2 separate regions of the Mus musculus genome follow, and region 1 is linked to region 2. A link is a contact called in ENCODE Hi-C or POLR2A ChIA-PET data. All regions are on one chromosome and are shown on one strand. The core of a region is the stretch at or near the end of the contact, and the rest is flanking DNA. Distances in the headings are between cores, read along the strand shown.

Evidence for each region. A loop is a pair of places that touch in the nucleus more often than their neighbours do. ChIA-PET counts read pairs that join two places held with the same protein, here RNA polymerase II (POLR2A).
Region 1: a loop to region 2 is called in a map of gastrocnemius, with 4 times the contacts of the local background. The contact joins the promoter of Mapkapk2 here to the enhancer-like site in region 2. A Hi-C loop is called at or near these places in 11 of 37 maps with a recorded cell type or tissue (CH12.LX, Patski, gastrocnemius and 2 more). POLR2A ChIA-PET finds 5 or more read pairs at or near these places in 1 of 5 experiments (Patski).

What each region holds. Positions count from the first base shown.
Region 1 is chr1:131,095,920-131,101,625 of GRCm38, forward strand. Mapkapk2 (MAP kinase-activated protein kinase 2) reads right to left here and starts at 1,924. Exons shown (of 10, transcript NM_008551.2): 1 at 1,370-1,924. The coding sequence starts at 1,606.
Region 2 is chr1:131,056,238-131,061,927 of GRCm38, forward strand. It overlaps Mapkapk2 (MAP kinase-activated protein kinase 2), which reads right to left. Exons shown (of 10, transcript NM_008551.2): 2 at 2,386-2,525; 3 at 2,115-2,179; 4 at 1,764-1,843; 5 at 1,257-1,383; 6 at 652-727; 7 at 177-301. Among named protein-coding and RNA genes, the nearest start is that of Mapkapk2, 39 kb to the right of the region's middle. Within about 2 kb of position 3,359, at least 2 of the 3 ENCODE cell types and tissues checked have a DNase peak (open chromatin) inside an H3K27ac peak, as active enhancers do; they include gastrocnemius and heart, where a contact is called at or near this core.

The sequences.
Region 1 (5,706 bases), core at 674-3,173, 38 kb after region 2:
GACAGCCAAGAGCACTTCAGAGGACCGTGTGTGTATTCAAACAGAATAGGAAGGGGTGAAGCGGGGGGTTTTGTTGCGAAGTCTTTATACTGTGTTCCAACTATGCAGGAGAGTGAACAGCTAGTAGCCCCAGTCTGCTGGTGGGTAAAGGCAGATGGCATCGCAGAGGAGAGAGGAATCTTTCCGGGAAAGAACATCTGTACTTCCTCAACAATACAGTTAACTGTGGTCAAACTGTTCCCTTGCCTCCAGTCCCCAAGGTCAGAGCCACCGTTCAACCCAACCAACTCCTTTCCTCGCTTAGCTAACTCCCCAAGAGCTTATAGTTTGTTTGCTTGTTTTTTAAATGTGATGCAGAAGATGAAAACAGCAAAACATCATAAAAACTAAACTTATTTTCCCCCTACAAAGTACCAGGTTTCGGTCCCGTTGACCGTGTATGACAACGGCCTCACGCATAACTCAATCTATCTGTACTCTAGAATAGCTGAAACAAAGCAAGTTGTGTGGGCTGAAGGGGAAGAGCAAAATATAACACAGGAAGTACTTTGCTCCTCCAATCATTGAGACACCCCAGGAGAAAGAAACCTGACAAGTGACCTTTAGAGATATGGTGTAACCTGAAACCCTTGAGAGAAGAAAACTTTGCAGTGACCCTGAATGACAGCCTTCCCTGCTTCACTTGGACCTTTTGAAATCCCCATTCTCCACTACCACCGACAGAAGCAGAGACGGGTAGACCCACAGAGATTAAGAGTGGGTTTCCCAAATGCAGGAATAGTATTTCCTGCCTTTGAGTCTCCGGCTACCAGGGACCAGTGTACCAGCACTAGGCCAAGCCTGGCTTACAGACAAGGTTTCCTACGGTGGAGGGAGCAATGGAAACAGCCCGGCGCAAGCCTAAGGGGCAGCGCAGGCCAGGCGCTGGCGGTTCCAGACGATCGCGGGGCACGGAGGCGGGGTCCCCAGTCTCCAGTGCCGCGCCGCTCCGCGCCGACGCGCCCCACCGCTGCGCGCCGACCTCGCGAGGCCGAGGAGAGCGAAGTCACATTCCGGCTCCCAAATAAGGAGTAGGGTTAAGGAAACCTCAGAGAGCGAACTTCTCCAAACCGACCGACCAACCAGCTCAATGAGTAAAGGGCCTTTTGTGCCCGCAGAAAGGAAGGAGGGAGGGAGGACGAGGCCACCGTGTCCTCGGCGCCGGGTAAAGCGAGCAGAGGCCGTCCGGGTCCCAAGAGTGGCCACCAGGCTGGATCCCACTCACACCCCAACATGGCAGTCCCCGTGAGTCCTCTCGGGTGCCGGCCACTCGCGGGGTGACCGGAAGCTGCACCGGATCTCAGCGCGATCCCGGGCGGCCCAGACTTACCTTTAGGGCGAATTTTTGCTGGGTTCTCTTGTCGAAGATCCGCAGCACCTTCCCGTTGATGCCCAGGCCAAGCACTTGGCTGGTGACCTTGTAGTCGTCGGTGATGGCGTTCTTTCGGATCTGCAGGCCCGACTTGACGTGGAACTGGGGGAACGGCGGCGGCGGCTGGGCCGGGGCTGGCGGTGGAGGGCTGGGGAAAGGCGCCGGCGGAGTCTGGCCCGGAGAGCCCGACAGCATGGTGCCCGGCGACTCGCGCGCAGAGGCAGGGGCCGCGGCCGCCCCCTCCTCCGGCTCGGGCCCGGGTCCCCGCCACGCCCCGCCCGGCGGCGAAGTTTGCTCCGGGCTGGAGCCGGCTGCCCCGCCCCGGCCCGGCTCCAGGCTCGGCTGGTCGCGGGGCCCCGTGGGTCCCGCTGTGCGCCGCGGGCGCCCACCAGCCCTGCTCCCTCCCCCCGGAGACGTGCGCTCCGGGGAACGCGGGACGGCAGGGCCCGGCCGGAGGAATCGCCGCGCCGAGAAGTACCAGCCCGGGGGCGGCGGCCGCGTCACAGGCTGCTCGGCGTCCTGGGCTAGTCCTTAAAGGGGAGGATCGAGGGTGGGGCTTGACTGGGAGGCGTGGACATGGGGGAGGGGTGGGCCTTAAAGGGGAGGAAGTCCAGTGGCGGGAGAGCTTAGGGACTGCGAGCAAGCGGGCTTGTGGAGGGCATCGAGACATCCTAGTTCTTAACCCGGGCCGGGCAGAGGGGAAAGGGAGGAGGGCAAAAGAAAAGCTGCTGGATAGTTCAAACAAAACCCTCACTCCTCCAGCTGCTTGGATCTAGAAGACAGGTCATCGGAGAATTGGAGGAGATGTATTTTGAAAGAAACGGATAATTGATAAGAATCTTTCTACGTGGACTCTGTGGGTGGGGGGTGAGGGGTACCCGAGCAGAGCGAGAATCCGGGGGCCAGGACTGGGGGAATAAGAGAGACTATTCATCCTAGGATCAGGTGTCAGGCAATAGTAACAATTTCCTTAACATACTTGTGAGTTTTACTTTTTTTTTCTCTCATGGACTTACTGGTTTTCACTGAGAAGAATGTACTACTGTGATACCACGAACAATTTAATTATTATGAATTCGAACATATTTTTATATAAACCCAAAATGACCCAAGATGGAATGGGGCACTCTAGCCACCTGTTATCCCGGCTATATGCAGGAGACTGAAGCAGGAGGATAACAAGTCACAGGGCCAGCCTGAACAACAAAGACAGACTCTGTCTTAAAATACCCACAAACTTCATGTCTCTCTGGGAGGTACACTTATACATTTGTGTTCTTAATTCATTGCGATTATAGAGCAAGGGGAAGGGCTGGGAAATGGTTCTAGAGTTGGGGAAATGGTCCCTGCGGCCATAGCCAATAAGTAGTCCTGAAGCAACCTAGTTCTAGTACAAATCTCTGGGCCTAACTGGCCTGTAGCACTGCTGAGATCCACAAGGGTTTGACTGTTACAGCAGTTAAGAAATGAGACAAAGGAACAAGATAGATACAAAGCTCTGGTTTACTTACTAATACAGACAAATTAAAGATGAGACCTGACCCATGGTCACACAAAGTCTTTAATATGTCCCAACAAAACTCTGGAGACGAGACAGTGCCCTGAGAAAAGGGCGTTGGAGACATAGCCCAGGATGGCAAGACTCATTTGCTGTTCCCTGTTTAGATTTCCGGAAGATACTTGTTCCAAGGAAGACAGAGATGAACAGGTGGAGGACTGTAGGCCCCCTCTTGAGATCCAACTCACTATGGATCAAGGAGACAAGCGCTTTTTCAGTGCTCAATACTTCTCGCTCATCCCTGTGGTGATAATTCTAACTGGGGGGGGGGGGGGGGGGAGGGGGATAGATGCAGTAGTTGGGTTAGCAGTGTGGCAGATACAGACCTGGGAATAGAAGGCACATTGGCTCTCCTCAGTCTGCAGCTGGGTAGATTCCTTCCACACTGAAGACAAAGCTACACAACGCCCTGTTTCAAAGGCACTGCTTGAGGCTGTGGAGATGCAGGGACAGAGAAAGGAAGGAATCTGGGGATGAGGAGGTGGAAGGTCTCATTGGCTCCTGTGGAAAGAGGTTCCCACCCTGACTGCCTCAGTTCTGTATTGCCCCCATGTACCCACAGAAGGTCTTTGGGACCTCTTGTTGGCATTTAGCCATCACCTCTTTCTTTCCAGAGGCTGGAAAGAGAATGAGCTATTCAGAGGCAGCAAGGCACCATGCAAAACTACAAACTAGAAATGAACAGAATCCGATTGTCCTAAGAAGGTGTGAGAGGGGCTAGAGAGATGGCTCAGCAGTTAAGAGTACTGACTGCTCTTCCAGAGGTCCTGAGTTCAATTCCCAGCAATCACATGGTGGCTCACAACCATCTGTAATGAGATCTGACACTCTCTTCCGGTGTGTATGAAGACAGCTACAGTGTACTTACATATAACAATAAATAAATCAATATGAAGAGGGGGGAAGGAGGGAGGAGGAGGAGAAGCAAGAGGAGGAGGAGGAGAAGGAGAAGAAGGTGTGAGAGGTATACAAACCTTAGAAATAAAAATTTTCAATTCCCTGAGCAGCATACTGGGCTCCTCAGAAGGAAGGAGCCACTGACAATGGGCCTTTAGTCAATGATGACCCTGAACTAGGGAGGAGAGCTCCAGAGCTGAGACAGTCTCCTGGACACCTGGCCAGAGGAGATAACAGGGCCAGAGCTGAGCTGGTCTCTGGAATTCAAGGTCTCACCAAATATATTGAAACTAACATAGTGGCCAATCAAAAGTGTACTAATGGTACTGCTTTGCCCCTCCCAATCATATTAGAGGCCATTAGAGGTTAGCTAATCCTTCTGGAAAATTCTCCAAGCCCTGCATAAAAGGGGGCCTGCAAGCCCCTCAGGTCCTCACTATTTTGATGAATTGTCGACCTCTGCATGCTGGTAATTTCTGCCTCTGCATACTATTTGAGTTTGGGGGTCTTCCTTCAGCAATTCTTGGACACTAACAGGTGCCTTACTCTTAGGGAGAATGAGAAAAAGCCTAACATTTCTATTTACAACTGGGGAGAAATTAAATGTGATGGCATCCATGAGAACTCTTCATAAAGCATACAGCACCAATTCTCACGAAAAATAATACAACACCATTCCTCAAGCATTGCCTTGTTCTGTTCCCATTGCCTAGTGACCTGTTCCTGACGCTGAGCAGCCTTCCTATGTAAGGGGAATTCTGGGAAGATGCCTAAACCTGAGGTCTTAGGAATAATGGATCACAGAAGTCCAGTGGGGTGTCTCTCCTGGAGTTACAGAGGTCAGATGGAGCTAGAGAGCACACAGGACAGCCAGAACACATAACACACACACACACACACACACACACACACACTCACTCACTCACACACACACACAAAGTACGTTCATGTGAGCACAGCTCCAAAGGACAAGGCATGGAACAGTATAAATGAATAATCAATGGATAGCTGGACTGTAGGATGAACCACAGGAAAAGACATCACAAGAGACCCAGAACCTTCCATTCTAACACTGGCTAGCCATGTGACCTTACCAAAGTCCCTTGCCCCCTCAGTTCCTTCTTTCCTGTCTAAAAAATAGTAAAGATGACATCTGTTCTGCCCACATTGTAGAGATATTATAAGGACAAAATGAAGCCCAGAGCCCTGCCTGTCTAACACCAAGCTCTCAGCCATCTGTAGTGAGCTACTTAAGCAATAGCTGTTGAGGATGTGTTGAAGCACTTCAGAAATTGAAAGTCAGGTGGGGGCTGTAGCTCAGAGCTAGAGTGTATGCTTATCATGTGTAAACCCCAGGCTGTGAGCCCCAGGAAAGCTTTACGAAGATGTAGGGACTCTTATTTACACCCCCCCCCCAAAATTAGGATTTGTATCGGCATGCATACATGTATACAAGAAGACAGTGCAAGGGCCACAAGCATAGAGACTTGCATCAGTTGCTGTCCCGGATCCGTATAGCACGTGTTTGTTGTTAGAGTGCTGGTCCCTGCATTTCTGTTTTTATTAGATTATAGTTCCTTAATAACGCCATGGGCACCTGTGGACAAAGCACTGACTCCAGCCCATTCCCTGTGTGTGTCACCCAAGACAACCAACACCTGCTCTGTTCACCTTGCCCATGCTTTCCTTTTTATACAGTTTTAGTTTATGAAGACATGCTTAAAGGGATCTTGAAAAGCTGGACAGAATGGTTTAAGCCTGTAATCGCTGCACTTTGGAGGCTGACTCCAAAGAGAATTGATGCAAACTCAAGGCCACTCTAGGCTACATAGGAGTGTAG
Region 2 (5,690 bases), core at 2,109-4,608:
ATACACATGGCTCTGACCATGCCTCAGGCACTTCCCACAGGCAGAACACACCTAGAAGGCATAGGAACAGGTCCAAGTCCCCAGTTCCAGCACACATGTGAAAAAGACTGATACCTACACGTGCGTACGCTCGCACACACTCACTCTTTCCCCTGTCCCCGAAGGCCGGTTCCTACCTTCTTCTGATACTTCTGACCACTCCGGGTTAGGAAATTCATACTGGCCCATTCGAATACGAGTCTTCATGCCCGGAGAGATGGCAAGGCCGTGATTGGAATAGAAGGGGGGATACCCACACAGCCTAAGGAAGAGAAGGGCAAAGCGGGTGTTATTTAGAAACCCTGCACCACTAATCAGGTAAGAAACAGACTCTGCTTGTTATAGTCCCAGAGAAATCGGGACTGCAGGACCCAGGAGTCTAAGTGCCAAGGATGTCACCTAGACGGCTAGCCCATTAGCTAGTTTCTACCACCACTTAGCAACCAGAACCCACCAAGCATCAAGTGAAGCAGGAACTCAGAATTCCCAGGGAGCCCCCATCCGAAGGGGAAATGCTAAAGCCTCCTCTTGTCCTGCAGTGGTAAAGCGTCCCCAGCTCCCTGACGCACTGCAGCCTAGCAGCCATCCCACACCACACACCAGCCCACTTACAAAATATACATGATGACACCCAAGGACCACATGTCACAGGACTTGTCATACTTCTCCGGGCCCAGGACTTCCGGAGCTGCAAAGCAAAGATCACTGTGGGTTGTCCTGGCTCTTTGAATGCTGAGACCTCCCCTGCCTCAGAGTCCTTCATCCCTTCATAAAGAAAGAGAGGCAACAGTGGGGGCCGGGGAAAGAAGAGGACCCTCTCCCAGAAGGGACTCTGCAGCTACAAGCTTAGGGTGCAATCACTGCTGAGCCGCTGAGAACCTACAAACATGTGGCACCCACTTAGCTTCAGGAACATGTCCTGGGAGTGTATTCGTGGAGTCAGCTGGGACTTTAGAGCAAAATCTGAATCCCAGACTCCACGGAGAAACCCTGGCTCTCCTTAGGAAGAGTACACAGATCCCAAGTGCTGCCCTCAGCCCAGCAGAGCATTTTCATAGCACTCAATCACAGCTTAACTCTGGCAGCCCACTCATGGCGGGGCCCTGTCAGATCTAGTACATCTAGGGACATAAAGACCCAGCATGCCTAGGTCTATGGTCTCCTGAGATGAGCAAAACGAGGCAAAGACTCAGTCCTTGGGCCTCCCCTGAACTCACCCACATAGTATGGTGTATAACACGGAGTGGTCAAAGAGTTGTGACTGGTGGTTTCCTTGGCAAAGCCAAAATCAGTGAGTTTCAAAATGGCATTGGGCCTTTTGGAAGTATATAAGAGGTTCTCAGGCTGTGGAGAGAGACATGAGTGGATAAGATCCCTGTGGAAATGCTGAGGAACCCAAGTGGGAAGGACTGTGCCTTCCGTTCATCCGCTCAACCACTGCATCCATCCAGCCCCTCTGCAGCGGGCAGCGTGAAGGCATCGGCTCCCTGCTACAGAGACTGCCGCGTGGAGCCATGGGGACTCCTGTTGACTCAGAAATCCATGTGTGGGACGGTGAGGTGCTGACGAGCAGCCACAGGCTGAGTGCAACCAAACTGAGCTTCACTACCAAGTTTGTGGTCCCCTGTCCCAAGCCCCACAAGCCACAGACTGGGCTGCAGACCCATCCTACGCTGACAGACCAGGCAGTCAGGGAGCATGGGGTTTATATAAGCAGGTGTCACCTTGACATCCCGGTGAGCAATGTTGATCGAGTGCAGGTACTGGATGGCCTCGCCGATGCTCTTCATGATCTCTGACGCCTCTGCAGACGAGAGAGAAAACCCGAGCTGGAGGTCTGAAAGCTCAGACACCAACCTGCTGACGCAGCCCCAGTCTCCCACACCCACCAACTCATCAGACACACAAAGGAGCTAGGAGCTGACCCTGCCATGGCTAAGGGAGAGAGGCCCATGGCCAGCAGTGAGCCTGAGAAGGCAACACCCTCCCCCACTCCTGTGACAGGGCCCTTCAAAGAGCCTACAGTTGCCTACTGCTGTGCACACAAAGCCACTGCCACAGCAGACCCTCTCTACCTCTTTCTGTGAATGCCTGGTCTCCTCGGTCCTGGATTCGACTAAAGAGCTCTCCACCATCGAGACTGAAAGGAAAAAAAAAAAAAAAAAAAGGTACAGTGAAAGATCTGTCAACCAGCATGTCACCCCACCCCCACGCATTCCACTGCCCCCAAAGGAAGCCAGATGCTGATATCCCAAGCTTCAAGATCCATAGTGGGCTGTCTGCAGAGGCAGAGGCACCTCATCATGGCATGGGGATAGGATGGTCAGAACCCTGCAGGCTACTTACCACTCCATGACAATCAGCAGGCACTTCCTCCCGGCATACAGGTTCTCATAGACATCCACGATGTGCACAATGTGTGGGCACTGGGAGGCCCTCCAGTGCAGCTCCACCTCTCTGCGCGCCTTCGGACAGTCCTGGAGCATCTGCAAGGCCAACACCTCCTGAGTGACACAGGGCTACGAGAAACAGCTGGCCCCACCAACACTACAAATGTTTTCTTTCTTTTTCTTTCTCTCTCTCTCTCTCTCTCTCTCTCTCTCTCTCTCTCTCTCTCTCTCCTTTCTCTCTCCCCCCCCCAAGGTCACTCTCACAGCATCTTCCCCAACCTCTCCCCTTCCAGGACCCTAAGATGACTCTAATCACTCAACACAACACTTCAGCTTGACTCTCCAGAGCCTGAACAGGAAGCTGAGACAACTCTCATTCCATCAGCTAAGAGCATGAAGTCTACAGAAGGAGAGGCAGCAGTTAAGTATTGGAGGACAGTGTCCCACGGAGTCAGAACAAAAGGAACCACTTCAAGGACAAGAAAGGGAGCGACTCCAGAATCCTCAGGGACAGAAACTTCAAACCTATAGCAGACTCAGCCCGGTGGTCTCTGGAGTCAGCCCGATGCTGATTGGGACCCTGCTGCTTGCCAGAGTTGCAGCCTTGAGCCACACTCATGTCCCTTCTTGCTCCTGGGACTGGGTGTCCAGGAGCATGAAGTCAAGCTGGACCCTCATCAGCCTTAAAAGGCCGGATTCTGGTCAGTCTAAGCCAGCTACTTGTTTCCGCCCTTTAGCTACTGACTAGCTTAAGAACAAGCCTAATGTCCAAATGGCCCAGAAGAACTTTGATGGCAATTTACTGAGAGACAATCACAGAAAGAGCACAGGACCAACACTGTCTCCAGCACCTGGCAGCTAGGAGCATGCTGTCACCATGGTCCCAGTAAAGGGTCTGGCCACAGAGCAGTGAGAAGCCAGTGAGAGACAGCAGCTCCCAGGATCCCTGGGACATCACCAAGCAGCCTGTTTCCTGCCAGGCACAACCAGGAGACAAGGCAAGAAAGTGGGGATTCAGGGCCGACTGTGGCTCCTCAATGAAACCAGGGAGTGTGACCCTGCTTCCAAAGCAAAACAAATAAATAAATGGAAAATGTTCCTGATTGTTTAAACTCTTTTAGGAGAATTCCATTGTTAGAACCAAAGGCATCCTAACAGACCTCTGCTTTGTACAGTGGAGTAGCCACTTTTGCTCACAGCTATGCTATGAGGGTTAAACTGTGCTCAGTAGGAACAGCTATCATTTTTACTAGAATGCCTGCTCAATGCAGGGCACAGAAGCCAAAATCTGTAAGACAAAGACCTGAACAGATCTACCCATACATCACACTCTCCAACAGCTCTGGACATTCTGCAGTCTGAGCTGGCAGGGAAACAGGCCAGAGAGCAGACGGACAAGCAGGCAGCAGGCAGGCGCGGGGGGCCTTCGATAAGGTGGAGACTGGGCACTGACTAGAATGAGGCCAATGTGGACAAGCAGGGAGACCAAGAAGAGAGCTGAGGTCTGGGAAGTGGGGTCAGACAGCCAGAGACAAGCTCGGAATCCCCACCAATAACACTAATGTGCTTTCAGGCTATAGTCACGTTGACCCATTTCAGAGAGTAGCCTGCCCAAGGCTAAACTCCTAGGATGACAGCCACAGCCTGCATCAGGCCTGACAGACAAATTCCAAGTCTTTCCACCCTATCACTCAGAGTCTAAGAAACTGTCAGAGGCTGAAACTTCTCAAAGTGGCTTCAAAGAGGCAACTTCTCAAGCAGAAACCCACAAAGAAGACAGCTATCTCCCATGTGCTTTGTGTCACACTGCCACCTTGTGGTCAAATGAGAGCATGGCACAAGCTTGTATGGGGTTGGGGTGGGGGGTGGGGGTCACGGGGTGTGCATTTTTATTTTCCCATGTTGTAGGAGGAACAGAAAGAGACACTGGCCAATTCCATGTGCACATAATCAAGTAGTGACTGAACTTCTACTGTAGACCACGCATGGCACTGAACATCAAAACCAAAACAGACTGACAATCGGAAATGCCAGGCTAGTGCAGCAGGACAGATACCCACCGGAGGCAGGCACTGGAAAGATTCATAATTCAAGTCTCTCTTCCATTCTCCACCACAGTACAGAACAAAAGTAAAAAGAATCCCATGGGGGAACCCACACCCTCACTCTGCCTCCACATCCGAGGGCAGGAGATAGATATCAGAGATGAACACCCTGGGGAGCTGTTGGGCCCCACGTTCAGGCCACGATGCCAAAGTAGACAAAATCGTAAAGACAACAGACAGTGCAGGCAAGCGTTCTGAGGAAAGTTGATCCGTAGACTGCACACTGGGTTTGGGATCCAAGAACACAGCTGTCTTAGGATCACTGCTATCCACAGCCGGGGTTCGTCCATGGCACTGGGAGGGTCAGGTTCCACCTCACAGACAGGAGTGTTAGGGCCAGCATACTCAACAGTTCCAGCTGAAGTGGGGTCATCCTTCCTGGCAAATACATGTCCAGTAGTGCCACACCCATACTCCCAGCACTTGTGGCCCGGCAGGAGGAGTTCTCTGCCAGCCTGGGCAATATAGCAAGTCCAAGGCCAGCCTGGACTATAGAGAGACCAGCTTATAAACGCAACAAAAACAAAGAAGCTCTACATAAGGTTCTCTTCTCTTAAGCTAAAACCAACACTTTCCATACTGATGCCTTCTCTCCACAGGTGAAATAAAGTTTGATTTCTTTAATCAAATCCCTCCTCTCTCTTCCTTCACCTAGTAGTAAATGTATTTTCAAGCTCTCTCCTCCAGGGAAAATTTCTGGAGTGTGGCAACTGCCTTACTATCTAAACTGTGTCCCCCCTGCACCTCCACAGTGGGACAGGTGGGTGCATGCACTTGCTGCAGGCAGGCCTCTCTCCTCCAGGTGAAGTCAACTGGATAAAGACTAGGAAAATCTCAATCCTTAGAGAAAACTAAAATTTTACAGGAAAACAAGTAACTGAGATGAACTTCATTAGGTTTTATCCTCTAGAAACTTGGCTAGGTTGGGCAGATTAGGGATAACTATGAGAAGCCTTGATTTTTACAATACGTATAGAGGTTTTAGTGGGGTTTTGTTTGAGATAGGGCCTCCTGTATACCCAGTGTTATCAGACCTTCACTGGTTATGAATACTAATTGAAGCTATGGAAGGCCTTCATAGCAGGCAGGCGGGCGGGTTAACATCAAAGAGCGGGGCCATGAGGTGCCACAGACACTTGTAGACAAGTGTAGCATA